2 separate regions of the Homo sapiens genome follow, and region 2 is linked to region 1. A link is a loop called in an ENCODE intact Hi-C map of the cell type or tissue named here. Cell type or tissue: IMR-90. All regions are shown on one strand.

Evidence for each region. A loop is a pair of places that touch in the nucleus more often than their neighbours do. Peaks named below come from ENCODE experiments on the same cell type or tissue, not always from the same donor. Only the 100,000 strongest peaks of a DNase experiment are listed, where the experiment ranks them.
Region 2: it touches region 1 in a loop (5-fold over the local background); 7 of 110 quality-filtered maps call a loop at or near these places.

The regions. Positions count from the first base shown.
Region 1 is chr11:68,444,257-68,452,256 of GRCh38, forward strand. It overlaps LRP5 (LDL receptor related protein 5), which reads left to right. Exons shown (of 23, transcript NM_002335.4): 22 at 2,180-2,277; 23 at 4,553-5,019. The coding sequence ends at 4,814. Among named protein-coding and RNA genes, the nearest start is that of PPP6R3, 12 kb to the right of the region's middle. RefSeq lists enhancers at 2,119-2,722, 2,723-3,327, 3,328-3,931 and a silencer at 2,995-3,064. In IMR-90, a CTCF peak has its summit at 3,142 (motif pointing left); no DNase peak of the experiment used is centred here.
Region 2 is chr11:68,310,887-68,318,886 of GRCh38, forward strand. It overlaps LRP5 (LDL receptor related protein 5), which reads left to right and starts at 1,705. Exons shown (of 23, transcript NM_002335.4): 1 at 1,705-1,919. The coding sequence starts at 1,829. It overlaps LOC124900302 (a long non-coding RNA gene), which reads left to right and starts at 2,563. Exons shown (of 2, transcript XR_007062749.1): 1 at 2,563-8,000. RefSeq lists silencers at 1,330-1,619, 1,640-1,839, 2,030-2,189, 2,200-2,269 and enhancers at 1,691-2,566, 2,567-3,441, 4,153-4,652, 5,721-6,388. In IMR-90, no CTCF peak of the experiment used is centred here; a DNase peak (open chromatin) is centred at 4,085; H3K4me3 peaks cover 2,307 bases; H3K27ac peaks cover 1,857 bases.

The sequences.
Region 1 (8,000 bases):
GTCATCCCAGCACTTTGGGAGACCAAGGCGGGTGGATCACCTGAGGTCAGGAGTTCGAGACCAGCCTGGCCAACATAGTGAAACCCCATCTCTACTAAAAATACAAAAAAATTAGCTGGGTGTGGTGGCGCATGCCTGTAATCCCAGCTTCTCGGGAGTCTGAGGCTGGAGAATCACTTGAACCTGGGAGGCAGAGGTTGTAGTGAGCCGAGATCATGCCATTGTACTCCAGCCTGGGCAACAAGAGCGAGACTCAGTCAAAACAACAACAACGCAGGAATAGCAGATGAGCCGAGTGGCCTCCCCAGCCCCCACCCCCCACCCCCCACCCTGGGCCGAGATCCAGTCCTCTTTGAATAGGGCCTGGCCGTGGTTCACGGGACATCTGAGACATTGCCGAGGCGCTGCACTGGTGGATCTTGCCAGAAGTCTGCCCAGTGCAGATTTGGGCAGAATCTCAAACTGCCTTGGGATGTAGGAGAGAAACCAGGCCTGGTCAAGTTCATGGGAAGAGGTGGAAACAGACCCCATAGGCTGGGGCTTGGGCAGCTGTAGGAAGCCCTCTCTGCTGCCTCCCTGCCTGCTCTCTGCTTTGAAGCATCTTCCCCAGTGCCCCCAGTCTCATGCCCTCTCAACGTTGGGGTCAAATCCTGAGGAATACCCAGACTGGCTCTCTGGGCCAAAGAGGACCCTCTCCAGAAAGAGCAGGGCCCAGTGCGGCTTCCTAAAGGGCAGGGGAAGGGCCTGGCCACTCCCCAGAGGCTACTCACCAGCCATCAGGATAGCCCCAGGAAGCAGGCCTTCTCGAGCCCATTTTATTACTTTATTTTATTATTTTATTTAATTTTAAATTTATTTTTTGAGACAGAGTCTCACTCTGTTGCCCAGGCTGGAGTGCAGTGGTGCGATCTCAACCCACTGCAGCCTCTGCCTCCAGGGTTCAAGGGATTCTCCCACCTCAGCCTCCCAAGTAGCTGGGATTACAGGTGCCCGCCACCACACCCGGCTAATTTTCATATTTTTAGTAGAGATGAGGTTTCACCATGTTGGCCAGGCTGGTCTCGAACTCCTGACCTCAAGTGATCCGCCCGCCTCGGCCTCCCAAAGTGCTAGGTCAAGCCCATTTTAAAGTTGAAGAAACTGAGGCTGAGGTAAATTCCCTCCCCAGGGATCCTGCTGCAGCCAGAAGGTGGTAAAACAGGACTTCACCCGGGTCTGTCTGGCGTGAAAGGCAGTGTTCTTGTACCACCCTAGGGGGCCTGAGAGAACTGAGTCCCTCGGGCATAACTGACAGTTCTGTTCCCATTATTCCGCAGGGGCTCGGATCTGGCTGTATGCTTTCCAGGATGGCCTTGGAGACCCACATAAGCCCTACACCCTTTGGGAAGCTGCATGTTGGGTTGGGGTGCCGTCAGTGGCACTTGTGGAAGGTGCAGACCTGTGTGGGTGTGTGGGCCCAGGGCCCCTGGTCCCTTCCTCCCTTTGTAGGGCTGGTTGTGTGCTGCCTGGACCTGGGGGGCACGTTCACGTGGTGAATTTGTCTATTTACTATCCCCGCTTTGGGGCTGGTGCCAGCACAGGCCCTTGTGAAGGGGGTGCCTTTGTCTGGAGTGGGACTGTGGCCCCTCCCTCAGCGTGGTGACTTCTGTGTCAGGGCTTCAGCAGGGACGCAGAGCCCCTGAGTGTTCGGAACAAGGGCGTCATTGCAGGAGTTAGACTGTGTGTGATGGAGGGAGGAGGGGCAGGAGGAAAGGTCAGAAGGAGAGTTCCTGGGAAGGTCCCTGAGGAGCCTGGTGAGGTGCTAACTGGTGTGGAGGACACTCAGGGCCTGTGGGGACATCTCCTACTGCTGGGGGCCAGCCACAAAGGGAACTGGCCGAAGTCCTGTCCCCGCCTTCACAGCCCAGCATCTGGTCACAAGGCAGGTACTTGGAAGGGCGCGGGCACCTGGGCCAAAAGTGCCTGGGTTCCCTTTGCCTTTCACTGAGATGACCTTCGGGGCAGGTGGCTGCTGCCTCCCCTCCTGTCCCCAGGTTTTGCCAACTGGCCAGAGGAAGGGGTCCTGGGAAGCAGGGGGGCCAGAAGCCCTCTCTGCAAGGAAAGCCCGAGGGGTGTGGGAGGAAGGAAGGAATGCCCAGGCTGGCGAGGCTCTAAGTCACCCTGGCTTGGCTCTCCTCAGATCCTGAACCCGCCGCCCTCCCCGGCCACGGACCCCTCCCTGTACAACATGGACATGTTCTACTCTTCAAACATTCCGGCCACTGCGAGACCGTACAGGTAGGACATCCCCTGCAGCCCTCCATGGCCATTGGGTTCCCGCCAGCCCGTGGTGGAGGGGCCTAATCCCCATGCCACTGATGAGGGGAGGTATTCTGGGTGCTAGTGGGCAGGTGCCGGGCCCAGCCCTGCCTCCCTCTGCTCTGCCAACCACACTAGGCTGCCTCCCCAGACAAGCTCAGCGGGCACTGCATGTTGGGTTCAGAAATCAGCAGAACTCCACGTTCTGAGCTGCTCTTCAAGTTGCTCCTATGGGGGTTACTTTTAAGCTGGGAAATGGCTGTGGCGTCGAGGGGCCGGGGGCTTGGGCTCCAGAGTCTGACTGTGTGTTTGAGTCCGGCTGTGGAAACCTAGCCATTGAGATGCCCCCTCTTGGTGGCTCTGTCCTCTTAGGATGGGACAAGTCTGTGAAGGCTGCTGCAGCACCCACCGTAGACCCCTAATCGTGTGACGTCACCAGGATGGTCCGGGCTGCTCACTTGCCACAGTGGCCTGTTTGAGCCCGGGAAGCCAACGGGGCTGCTCAGCTGGACACCAGCCCCCCGAGCTGCCCATGTTGGGGTCACAGGCCCCACCTCCCTGGTTGGGGAGGGGCAACTGAGAGTGTGGAGAGGTGGGACCCAGGTGTGCTGGTCTCCGCAGGGGCTGGATCAGAGCCTGGGATGGGCAGGGTGAGCCTCCTGACCTTTAACCCAGTGGTGTCAGGCAACGTGGCCCACCCGCCAGCCGCACCAGGCCCCACCCCCGCAGGTGAAGGGGTGGGATAGGCTGGGCCTGGGCCAGGACACCTCTGGACCACGCATTCCTCATTGCTTGGGTCCCTGGAGCAGCAGGGCCTCCCGAGTGTGGTGCCGCCTGCCACCTAGTGGCCATTTCCACGAACTCCCAGGCCTGGCTGGGGAGCCGGAACTGCAGCCTCCATTTCCACCCCACTCCGGGTCGGGCCACCTCCCTGATGCCTCAGTATTATATCAAACTGTCACAGTCTGTCCCACAGCCTTACAGACCACTGTCTCCAGAATGGTCACATCCACACTGGGCAGCCCAGTCTCGCTAGTTCCTCGTCCCACCTCCTGCCTTTGCTCATGCCCGTCCTGCTCTGGGCCCACCGCGGACACATCTTCCCCCCGCCCGCCGTCTGACCTCACAGCAGCTGGGCCCCAAGAGGAGTATCCTGTCCTGCTGCACTTTTCTCAACACCCGGTGTTGGCTGCACCTTCCCACCCATTGCAGGCCCCTCTGTGACAGGACGGGGGCTCCTAAACACACCACAGTTCCGAGTCTGAACTCACACAGTGGGATGCGGCGTTTCTGGGCCACAGTTGGGTGCAGGTAGCCTCTGGGAGGATGGGAGGTCAGGAGCCATCTTGCGAGTCAGGTTGCTTGAACTCAGGATGGAAGTGTTCCGGGCCCATTGGTTGCTGTATTAGCCTGTTCTCACGCTGCTAATAAAGACATACCCAAGACTGGGTAATTGTAAAGGAAAGAGGTTTAACGGACTCACAGTTCCACCTGCCTGGGGTGGCCTCACAATCATGGTAGAAGACAAGGAGGAGCAAGTCACATCTTACATGGCTTCAGGGAACAGACAGCATGAGAACCAAGCGAAAGGGGTTTCCCCTTGTAAAACCATCAAGTCTAGTGAGATTTATTCACTACCACGAGAACAGTATGGGGGGAACCACCCCCATGATTCAATCATCTCCCACTGGGTCCCTCCCACAGCACGTGGGAATTATGGGAGTACAATTCAAGATGAGATTTGGGTGGGGACACAGCCAAACCCTATCGGTTGCCAACATTTACAGTAACAGTGTTAGGTGAACAGTTGTCCAGTCTCCTGTTTTGTCGGACACTGTTTCTAGCACCTTCCAGGCAGAATCTCATGTATCCTTCACTTTCGAAATGGGTACTATTTCATCCCCACTTTTATCAATGAGAAACTAAAGCTCGAAGAGGTCAAGTAAGTTCCTGGCCAAGGTCAGCTAGCAGGCTCTAGAGGCCTCGTTCTCCTTAGAGGCAGCCTTGCCAGGGCCCAGGCTTGGCAGGCTGCAGGGCAGGTGCGGGCATGCCCATGGTAGAGGTGGGACCATTGAGGCTCAGAGAGGGTAAGTGATGAGCCCTGGCGACACAGCGGGGTGGGTCCAGAGTCCGGCCTGCATCTTCTGGAGCTGGCCAGTGGACAGGCCTTTCCCGTTCACAGCCCCGGGGCTGCTGTGCCCACCAGGGCGGATGTGCCTACCGAATCCCACTCCTCTGTGTGTGTCCCTTTCAGGCCCTACATCATTCGAGGAATGGCGCCCCCGACGACGCCCTGCAGCACCGACGTGTGTGACAGCGACTACAGCGCCAGCCGCTGGAAGGCCAGCAAGTACTACCTGGATTTGAACTCGGACTCAGACCCCTATCCACCCCCACCCACGCCCCACAGCCAGTACCTGTCGGCGGAGGACAGCTGCCCGCCCTCGCCCGCCACCGAGAGGAGCTACTTCCATCTCTTCCCGCCCCCTCCGTCCCCCTGCACGGACTCATCCTGACCTCGGCCGGGCCACTCTGGCTTCTCTGTGCCCCTGTAAATAGTTTTAAATATGAACAAAGAAAAAAATATATTTTATGATTTAAAAAATAAATATAATTGGGATTTTAAAAACATGAGAAATGTGAACTGTGATGGGGTGGGCAGGGCTGGGAGAACTTTGTACAGTGGAGAAATATTTATAAACTTAATTTTGTAAAACAGAACTGCCATTCTTTCGTGCCCTGTGTGCATTTGAGTTGTGTGTCCCCGTGGAGGGAATGCCGACCCCCGGACCACCATGAGAGTCCTCCTGCACCCGGGCGTCCCTCTGTCCGGCTCCTGCAGGGAAGGGCTGGGGCCTTGGGCAGAGGTGGATATCTCCCCTGGGATGCATCCCTGAGCTGCAGGCCGGGCCGGCTTTATGTGCGTGTGGCCTGTGCCGTCAGAAAGGGCCCTGGGCTTCATCACGCTGTTGCTGTTCGTCTTCCTCAGATTCTTAGTCTTTTTTTTTTTTTTTTTTTTTTTGAGACGGAGTCTTTCTCTGTCATCCAGGCTGGAGTGCAGTGGTACAATCTCAGCTCACTGCAAGCTCCGACTCCCAGGTTCAAGTGAGTCTCCTGCCTCAGCCTCCCGAGTAGCTGGGACTACAGGTGCGCGCCACCACACCCGCCCAGCTAATTTTTGTATTTTTAGTAGAGATGGGGTTTCACCATGTTGGCCAGGATGATCTCGATCTCTTGACCTCGTGATCCGCCCACCTCGGCCTCCCAAAGTGCTGGGATTATAGGCATGAGCCACTGTACCCAGCTGACTCTTAGTCACTTTTAAGAAGGGGACTGTGCCTTCATTTTTCACTGGGCCCTGCAGAATATATGCCTGGGCTCTGGGCTCTTCTGAACCTGTGTTGGCTTCCATCTGACCTCTCTGTGCCAGCCCAAGGCTGCTGCTCTTCCTGAGGGCAAGGAGCCCCATGACTGCGTGTTGACTCGCTGGATGGGGCTGCTGAGCCCACTCTGCCACACCACGTGCCCCTGGCAGGGAGGGAATCCCTGGGTCCTCACAGGAACAGTCAGCAAGCCACACCTGACGCCTGCTGTGGGCCCATCCCTGCGGTGCTGGAGAAGACAGACAAGGCCTGGTCACTGCCTCTGCAGGGTCCCCAGTCCGTGGAAGGAGACAGTAATCTAGGCATTTTCGGTGGGGAAGCTGAGCTGTTCTCGTGTCCTGAAGGCCAGGCGGGAACAGCCGTCTTCAGAGGGAAGGGAGAAAATGCACATCGCATCAGTGGAGAAGGGCCTGACTTCCCTCAGCATGGTGGAGGGAGGTCAGAAAACAGTCAAGCTTGTTGCTGGGTGACAGTGCATTTAATAATCAAAATATAGGCTGGGTACGGTGGCTCATGCCTGTAATCCCAGCACTTTGGGAGGCTGAGGCAGGTGGATCACTTGAGGCCAGGAGTTTGAGACCGGCCTGGCCAACATGGCAAAACCTCAACTACTAAAATACAAAAACTAGCCGGGCGTGGTGGTGCACGCCTGTAATCCCAGCTACTTGGGAGGCTGAGGCAGGAGAATTGCTTGAACCTGGGAGGCGGAGGCTGCAGTGAGCCGAGATTGTGCCACTGCACTCCAGCCTGGGCAACAGAGCAAGACTCTGTCTCAAAAAAAAAAAAAAAAAAAGCAATACAAAATACAAATATCACTTTCACTAAAAGAAGGGATGGAAGACCCAAAACAAACAGAAAACAACAAAATGGCAGGAGTAAGTCCCCACTTATCAATAATAACATTGACTGTAAATAGGCTAAGCTCTGCAATCAAAAGAGTGGGCCAGGAGCGGTGGCTCACGCCTGTAATTCCAACGCTTTGGGAGGCTGAGGCGGATGGATCATTTGATGTCACGAGTTTTAAGACCAGCCTGGCCAACAAGGTGAAACCCCATCTGTACTAAAAATACAAAAATTAGCCAGGCGGTAGTGGCACGCACCTGTAATCCCAGCTACTTGTGAGGCTGAGGCAGGAGAATCACTGGAGGCTGGGAAGCGGAGGTTGCTGTGAGCCAAGATGGAGCCACTGCACTCCCACCTGGGCGACAGAGTGAGATCCTGTCTTAAGAAAAAAAAGAGTGGATGAATGGATCAAAAAACAAGACCCAACCATCTCTTGCATACAAGAAACACACTTTACCTATAAAAACACACTAGGCCAGGTGTGGTGGCTCACACCTGTAATCCCAGCCCTTTGGGAGGCCTGACTGGCAGATCACCTGAGGCCAGGAGTTTCAGACCAGCTTGACCGACATGGCAAAACCCCATCTCTCCTAAAAATACAAAAAAACAAAAAAAAGAAAAAGGCTGGAAGTAGTGATGTGTGCCTGTAGCCCCAGCTACTTGGGAGGCTGAGGCAGGAGAATTGCTTGAATCCGGGAAGTGGAGGTTGCAGTGAGCCAGGATGGTGCCACTGCACTCCAGCCTGGGTGACAGAGCGAGACCCTGTCATAAAAAAAAAAAGAAAAGAAAAGAAAAACGAGAAAAACAAACACAAAATTAGTAGAAGAAAAGAAATAATAAAGATCAGAACAGGCCAGGCTCATGGGCACAGTGGCTCAACTCCTACCTGCTCAGGAGTTTGAGACCAGTCTGGCCAACATGGCAAAACCCCATCTCTCCTAAAAATATGAAAAAAAAAAAATAGGCTGGATGTGGTGATGTGTGTGTGCCTGTAGCCCCAGCTACTTGGGAGGCTGAGGTGGGAGAATCACTTGAGCCCAGGAAGTGGAGGCTGCAGCGAGTCATGAATGCACCCTGCACTCTAGCTGGGTAACTGGAGTGAGATTCTGTCTCAAAAAAGCAAAGACCAGAGCAGAAATAAATGAAATGGAAATGAAGGAAACAATGCAAAATGATACAAAAAGTTTTTTCGAAAAGATAAACAAAATCAACAAACCTTTAGCCAGATTAAGAAAAAAAGAGAGAAGACCCAAATAAATAAAATCCGAGATTAAAAAGGAGACATTACCACTGATACCACAGAAATTCAAAGGATCATTAGAGGCAACTATGTGCAACTATATGCTAATGAACTGGAAAACCTAGAAGAACTGGGTAAATTTCTAGACACATACAACCTATCAAGATTGAACCATGAAGAAATCCAAAACCTGAACAGGCCGGGCACGGTGGCTTACGCCTGTAATCCCAGCACTT
Region 2 (8,000 bases), 130 kb before region 1:
GGAGTGGCTAAGGAAGCTGAGAGGTCAAGGAAGAAGTGTGGTTGGAGCAGGCCCTGCAGGTGCCGAAGGCTTTTGCTTCTTTCCTGAGATGGCAGCCCTCACGAGCCCTGGAGCTTCCCTGGCTGCCATGAGATCAGGTGGAAGGGGGTCGAGGCTGCAAGTGGGGACGCATGAGTGGGTGACAGGTGGCAGTAGTAGAAGTGTAAGAAGAGCTGGGAGTCTGGGTCTCTTCTATCTTGAAAATAGAACCCCAGGCTGTGCTGGTAGAGCTGGATGCAGGGTGGAAGAAGGGAAAATATTTTTGCTGCTTAAATCCTAGCCTGGCTTCCCATTGCTCGTGGGGTGCATTCTCGATTCCTCTTCCCCGCCTGAGGTCTGACATGTGCTGGCCCTGGCTGGCCTCTCCTGTACCTTCTACCACCAGCTCCAGCTCATGGCCTGATGTGGTTCCTCCCCCGAATCCAGCGACCAGGCTGCCCTCTGCCCCAGCGCCTCCTCCGTGGATGTCTGCTCTTCCTGAACTGCCCTCCCACCGGACGGCTGCTCCTTGGTAGCAGCTCAAGTGTCCTTCCTTCCCTAAGCCAGTTTCCCCAAACACTGCAGCACAACGCCCTTCATTTCTCATGGCATTCTTCATGGCCTGTCAATGGGGCTTTTGTTGTTTTAATTTTCCGTCTTCTTGTTTTTGTTGGTCTTCCTAGAATATAAACCCCATGAGGGCAGAGGCGTTCAGCCTGACTCCAGCCTGGCAAAGCTGTCACAAATCTGGAGGAACACACACGTTCACGGGCACTCAGTTCTGTGAGGTACTGCAAGCCCTCTCTGAACCTGCAAGGTGGCCATTGCTGTCCCCACTTTACAAAGGAGGAAAGAGTGCGCGGAGAGGTTCTACTTAGACCCGCCAAGGGCACAGTCGTTCTAGAAAGTAGCAGACTGGGAGTTCCAACTTGGGCTTGCTGGTTCCAGAGCCCCTTCTGTGCCCCTTCCAGGCTGTGCCTGGGTGAGATTCTTCTCCTACCAGCACGTCTTCTTCCTGGAGGGTTCAGTGGCTGAGCTGACACCGGTGGGCAAGAGGCCCTGGCGGGCTTGTTGAAGGACTCAAAGGTGGCGTCTGGGAGCCTGGCGGGACTTTCTCCCTGTCAGCCTAGAGGCACTTTTAGAGGAGTGTGTCTGTTTCGCAGTCTTCGTGTCTCATAATTCATAACTAAGGTAGAGGGTACACATTTAGTTTACAGTAAAACCTCAAACCCACCTCCACTCCCAGCCGGCCACTTCTCTCCCTGTTCCCTTCTCTGCCCTCCACAGGTGAGAACAAGTGTCCGGGGCCGCCCCGTGGGGCCCCAGGCTGCCCGCCCTGAAACTGCCTCGCTGTGTGCCCTTGGGCAACCCCGCCCTGCTCCGTGCCTCAGTTTCCCCACTCATAGAGGCTCCACAGGTGACACACCTGGCTCCGGGCCCCGATCGGCCGCCGGGCCCCGCGGGGCGGAAACCCCGCGCCAAGCCTCCCGGAGGCACCTCCAGGGCAGGGCGGGGAGCGCGGGGAGGGGCCGCGGGGACCTGCGCCGCTGGGGCCGCCTGGCCGCCGGCCGGCTCCGGGGGGCGCCCGCGGGAGGGCGCGGCCGGTGCGGGGGGCGCGGGTGGCGGCGGCGGGGGGCGGAGACGCGGCGCGGCTTCCGCTCCCGCGCGCCCAGCTCCCTCCTCCCCGTCGTCCTGGTCCGCGGCGCCCGAGGGGGGAGGCGGAGGCGCCGGGAGCCGCGCGAGGAGCCGCCGCCGCCGCGCCATGGAGCCCGAGTGAGCGCGGCGCGGGCCCGTCCGGCCGCCGGACAACATGGAGGCAGCGCCGCCCGGGCCGCCGTGGCCGCTGCTGCTGCTGCTGCTGCTGCTGCTGGCGCTGTGCGGCTGCCCGGCCCCCGCCGCGGGTAGGTGGGCGCAGGCCGGCCGGGGGCCGCGGGTTGCTCGGACAATGGCCCGGGCGGCCCCGCGGCCAAGTGCGCGGGCGCCGCCGCCGTCTCGGAAGCGACTTGGCGAGTTGGGAGCGAGTTGGGGCGCGCGCCCGGGATCCCCCTGCCGTCCCCGGCGTCCCCGCCACGCGCGGGCCCTTTGTCTCCCCACCCGGGCCCTCCCCGGGGACGCTGCGTCCCGGGCTGGCGAGGAGGGCGCCCGCTCCGCCAGGTGCGGCGCGGGCGGGTCCTCACCTGCCCGAGCCCGCGGGAAGCCGGGAGCCGAGCCGAGCCCGCGCTGGGCCCGTGTGGCCCGGGCCGGGCACCGAGCGGGGACTTGGGGCGCGGAGGCGGGCCTGGCCCGGGGAGCCGGTTCGCAAGCCTGTTTCCAGCGGCCGCGCGGCCGCCCCGCGTGCTCCGAGGACGGGCTGAAGTTGCAGCGAGAAAGTTCTGAGCCCGGGCGCGGGGCGGCCTGGCCGGTGGCGCTGCTCCTGTGAGCCGCGTGGCTGTGGGTTTCCAAGCGGACTGACACCTGCCAGGTGCCCGGGCGACCCGAATGCCCCGTGTGGCCGCCGGGTCCCCAGATAGTGTCCATCCCCGGGTCGGCTACGCGGAGGTGACGTGGTCCCAGATCGCGGGGCAGTGGGGGAGGCAGGCTTGTGCCTCAGTTGTACACTCCCGTGGGGAGAGGTAGGGCGGGGGAACTTTCTCTCCAACTTTTGGTGTTTCCCAGGGGGTGGAGTTGAGGTCAGGAGGACTCAGGAAACTTAAGCAGTCGTGAAACGCTACACATGTTCTTTTAATTTGGAGATTGCCATGTGGTTTTTCAAGCAAGCCTCTTGCTACCTAAATCATTCTCTTCGGATGTGCGTGTTTTGTTTTTCTGGAGTATGGCTGGCCAAGTGGCACGGCCGCAAGTGCCTGTGCACGCCGCGGCTCCTGTTCTGTTTGTGGCAGTTTAGCGGGGAGGACCTCGGGCCCCTTTGTCTGGGCCTCCTTAAGGCAAACAGCTGTCTCCCTGAATATTTCCAGTGTGAATGGTGCAGCGGGGTGGCCCTGTAGTCAGATCCCCCAGGCTGCAGCCTCTGCTTGGAGGTGTGGGGGACAGCGGGGAACAGGAGGAGCTTGGAGTTTGTTTCACGTCCTCCTGCCTCTGACCCAAGCCTAGAGATTCTATGGACAGTTTCACCCCAAATCTGCCTCTTTCAGGAGCGTGTTTACATTGTGGGGCCTTGTCTGGAGCTAGCAAAACAAGGTGAAGACAAAACAGCGACAGTATCTGGGGAGTACAGGCCAGCGCCGCTCCTTTTTCCGGAAATGCCTGGGTCAAGGAGGCAAAAGGGGTTTTGGGGAAACTGTTTGTTTTAAAGGGGGGGTTTCTAGGCCGACCGCGTTGCCTTTCACCTCATTGCAGTTTTGGGTTTTGTGCACGTTTTGGGGTGATGTTGCTGGAGTCAAATGCCTGTCGTCCATGTGGTTCGAGCCCCTGAGGAGAAAGAATTATAGCTGTAGAGTTCAGTTGTGTGTGAGGCAAAAATAGAGTTGATTATTTTAACATTAGGCAGCAAGGCCTGGGAGCCCCAGTGAATGTGGTGATCCAGGCCTAAAATGGAAGGAAAGGGAGGAATCTTTCTGCAGAACGGTTTTGATGTTATATCCCTGGTTTTACTGTGTGAAATACATGCCTCGGACCTCAGCGAAGCCAGTAAGTGGGCCGCTAATTATTTTTCCTGATTGCTTCCTGTTGCAATTGGAAGCTGTGAACGCACGGAAATGGCTTTGTTCTAGTGGTCCCAGTGCTGAGAACTTCCCCAGCTCCCAAGCCCTAGTCCTCTCTCCTCGGGGCCCAAGTGCTTGTTCCAGGGCCGGCCTGTCCAGGCACCCCCTCTCCCCCTGGAGGTTCCTCCTGTAGATGCCCAAGGCCAAGGCCGGGCCCTCTGGGAGAGCCCAGAAGGGCTGAGTGGGGTTAACCAAGTGCTGTGTGGAGCACCCTGAGAGAGTCCCCTCCAAAGCAGGGCCCCGTGTGTTTAGCTCCCCTCTTCAGTTCCAAGAAATTCGCCGGTGAACCCGATCCAGCATTTGTTCAGCACTTTCCTGGGGAGATTCACCTCGTGCTTCCTGTCGTTTTTGGAACCCGTTTAATTTCAGCCGTGCTGTGTCACTGCTCAGGCATTTAGTAGAACTCACACACACGGGTGGGGGATGTAGGCAGGTGAGGCCTCTGAGTTGCTTTCTCCCTTGCAGCGACGGGTTGCAGGGCTGATGGGGGTGGAGGGGTTTGGGGTCAGACCCACCTGGGTTTACATGCTCAGTGGCTGTTTGACTTCGGGCACCATACCTAGTTTCTGTTATCTCACCCCGTTCCTCTCCCAGGCTATGGGGAGCCCTAACTGCCCTGTGTGAGACCTTTAGCCCCATCCCTGGCAGAGCTGCAGTGAGCGCAGTTGTGTGTCAGCGTCCTCGATCTTTCTGGCCCCAGCCGGTCTAGAGGCTGTTATTACAATAGTCTGGATTTTTCCTGTATGACCTTGGACATCCAGTCCACTGACAAACTCACTCACTCACCGCTGCAGCCCTCGGGGGCAGGAGTAGTTAGTTAGCACTGTGGACAGAGCCCCTGCGCCCAGGGTCTGATTCCAGCCTGGCCGCTTCCTGTGCTGGGAGGCTTAGGAAGCTGATGCTACCTTTGTGTGCCTCAGTTTTCTCACCTGTAAAATGGGAATAGAATCCTTCCTACCATGAATTCAGTGAGTTAACGTGCACCTGGCCCGGTATAATGCTGTTGCTGTTTTGCTTTGGTGTCTGCTACCGAGTGAAGTGCTAGGGTTGAGTGCGATAGAATGGCAGATAAGGCCCCGCCCCTGCGGGCAGAGCTTCCCATGTAGAGGGGAGGACAGGGAAAGAAGCTTTGCAGCTATGCAGAGGTGGGCCCACGGGTGCTCCTTCACCCTCGGGGTGTCCTGCGAGAGGCCCTTAGAGGCCAGATCATGCTGTGGAGTCTGGTTGTGATCCACAAGGCAGCGGAAGCTTCTGGAAGGCTTTAGGCAGGAGTTACAGGAAATGCAAGCTAAAGCCAGATCTTTCCTAGGTGAAAGGTGTCGAGTTGTTTTTTTTTTAAATTGAGGTGAAACTTATATAATATAAAATATTAAAGTATAGAAGGCAGGCATTTGGTACATTCACAGTGTTTACAACCCTCTCTTCTATCAAGTTATAAGAGATTTCCATCACCCCAAAATAAAACCCATACCCATTACACGGTGACTTCCCGTTCCCTCTCCCCGGATCCCCTGGTGAACACCAGTCGACTTTCTGCCTCTGTGGTTCTGCCTGTTCTGGGCATTTTGCATGAAGGGAATCTTACAATGCGTCTTCGTGGCTGACTTCCTTGGTTACTGTAACGTTTTCAGGAGTCATCCAAGTAGTACCACGTATGGGTGTTTCAGCCTTTTATTTTTTTTTTGAAATGGAGTCTTGCTCTGTTGCCCAGGTTGGAGTGCGGTGGTGCGATCTTGGCTCACTGCAACTTCTGCCTCCTGGGTTTAAGTGATTCTCCTGCCTCAGGCTCCCAAGTAGCTTGCATTACAGGTGCCCGCCACCACGCCCAGCTAATTTTTGTATTTTTAGTAGAGACGGGATTTCACCATGTTGGCCAGGCTGGTCTTGAACTCCTGACCTCAAGTGAGCTGCCGGCCTCGGCCTCCCAAAGTGCTGGGATTACAGGTGTGAGCCATCACGCCCGGCCTATTTCAGCCCTTTTTGTGGCTGAATAATATTCCATTGTGTGGAGGGACCACATTATATTTGTCAGTTCATCCGCTGATTGGATTGATCTTGGTTGGTTGCATCTCCCAGCCGGCACGAGCAGGTCTCATGCCTCCTGCATCCTGGTGGAGGTGGCTGGTGGGAGGATCTGGCCTGAGACTCTCCTGCCGAGGTTCAGGAACGAGCCAGGTGATGGGGACAAGTTGGGGAGTCAGTGCTGGCATCTCAGAGGAGGGGCCTGGGCCCTGAGAGGAGTGCTGGGAGGGCAGAGTGAGGGCCAAGTTCAGGTTACAGAAGCCGTGAGACAGCCGGACATCTGTGGTTTGTGAGGCTTTGGAAACACTTAATGCGCTCTCCAAATGGGGAGTCTGTTGGGGAGGCCCTGGCGGGAGCCGGGGCTACATCCAGGTCCTCGGCTTGGTGGCCTTGTTCACTTATTTGTTCAGGAAGCAGCAGGGTGTGGGCTCTGTGCCAGGCCGCCCTGGAGGGCTGTCCTGGGGCCAGTGAGGTCCAAGTGTGATGGGCGGAGGCAGCTGTGGCTTGCTACGAGCCGGCCTCAGGGACCCACCGGCTGGCTCCGGCTGCTCTCTGCATTCTCTTCAGCTCTGGAGAGCCGTGTGCCAGCCCTCAGCCTCAGTTTCCTCATCTGCAAAATCGGGACGATGGTGTCCACCTTGCCCATGCTGGTGGGGTCCCAAGAGCTGGTGTCTGGGGTGAGGGAGCTGGGGGCCAAAAGCTCCTGCCCTGGGGCATCCAGCTGTCCTTTGAAGAGTACCCCGAGGGTGTGACTGAGAGCCAGTCCCCAGCACCCTTGTCCAGATGGGGACCAGGAGGTGGGTGAAGATATTTGGGGTCTGAGCTCTGTGCTGGTTGCCCCCGAGGGGGCCTGGAGCCCTGAGTTAGGAGCAGAACGGGGTGCTGGTCCTATCCGTTCCCTACCTGGGTAGTGGGGGCTGCCTTCCTGGGTTGGGGGTGGGGGGAGCTCCCTGTGTCCCTAAGCCATGCAGAGGCATGCGCATACGCGCTGCTCTTAGGCATGTGGGTGGCGCTCTGAGGTCCCTGCCCATTCCCCAGCCCCATGTGGTGGTCCCTGTGCTCCAGGTCCAGCCTCTGGTTTCCAGTTTGTCCTAGTTTGTCACCTTGTAGGGGGCAGTTGACACTTTGCTGGCCTGACTCGTGGTGTGCCAGAGCCCGTGGCTGCTGGGCGACTGTGCCTCTTTCTCTCAGTGGCAAGAGCCTTATTTTCTAATAGAGCCTGATGGGCCAGAGGTTCCGCCACAGGGACACTGTTCTCTGTCTCTCGTGCTTGGGGTCTCTTGCTGTGGACCCCCTGGGAGGTTGTCCTGGGGGTGCGGGGATTGTGTTTTCTGGGTATTTTCTTATTTGCTCTATTGGAGTGTATTTAATTTAATATATATATTTTAAACATCTTTTAGTTTGCCTTAATGTAATTTTTTTTGAGATTTAATTTTTTTTTTTTTGAGATGGAGTCTTGCTCTGTCGCCCAGGCTGGAGTGCAGCGGTGTGATCTCAGCTCACTGCAAGCTCCACCTCCCAGGGTCACGCCTTTCTCCTGCCTCAGCCTCCTGAGTAGCTGGAACTACAGGCACCCGCCACCACGCCCGGCTAATTTTTTGCATTTTTAGTAGAGACGGGGTTTCACCGTGTTAGCCAGGATGGTCTCCATCTCCTGATCCTCCCGCTCGGCTTCCCAAGGTGCTGGGATTACAGGCGTGAGCCACCACACCCGGCCTGCTTTTTTTTTTTTTTTTGAGTCTTGCTCTGTTGCTGAGGCTGGAGTGCAGTGATTCAGTCACCGCTTACTGCAGCCTCTACCTCCTGGGCTGAAGCAATCCTCTCACCTCAGCCCGCAAGTAGTTGGGACCTCAGGTGTGCACCACCACGCCCAGCTGATTTTGTTGTTTTTTGTAGAGACAGGGTTTCACTATGTTGCCCAGGCTGGTCTTGAACTCCTGGGCTCAAGCGATCCACCCACCTCAGCCTCCCAAAGTGCTGGGATTACAGACATGAGCCACTGCGCTGGGCCTTAATGTAGTTTTTCTTGTGGTTAAACTGAGGTGAAGGTTCACTCAAGGAGGAAAGTGGTTTTTAGCCTTTTGAGGGGCTCAAGGACCCCTTCAAGGATATGACAACGGCTCCTCTCCTGAGAAGGTGCCTGGTGGGGGCGGCACAGGCTCCACTCCACCCCATTGCAAGAATCCAGGGCCCTGCAGGGCTCAGAGCCCTCTCCCTGCCTCCCTGTGGGGCATTGAGAGGCACTCACCTTCTGAGGGC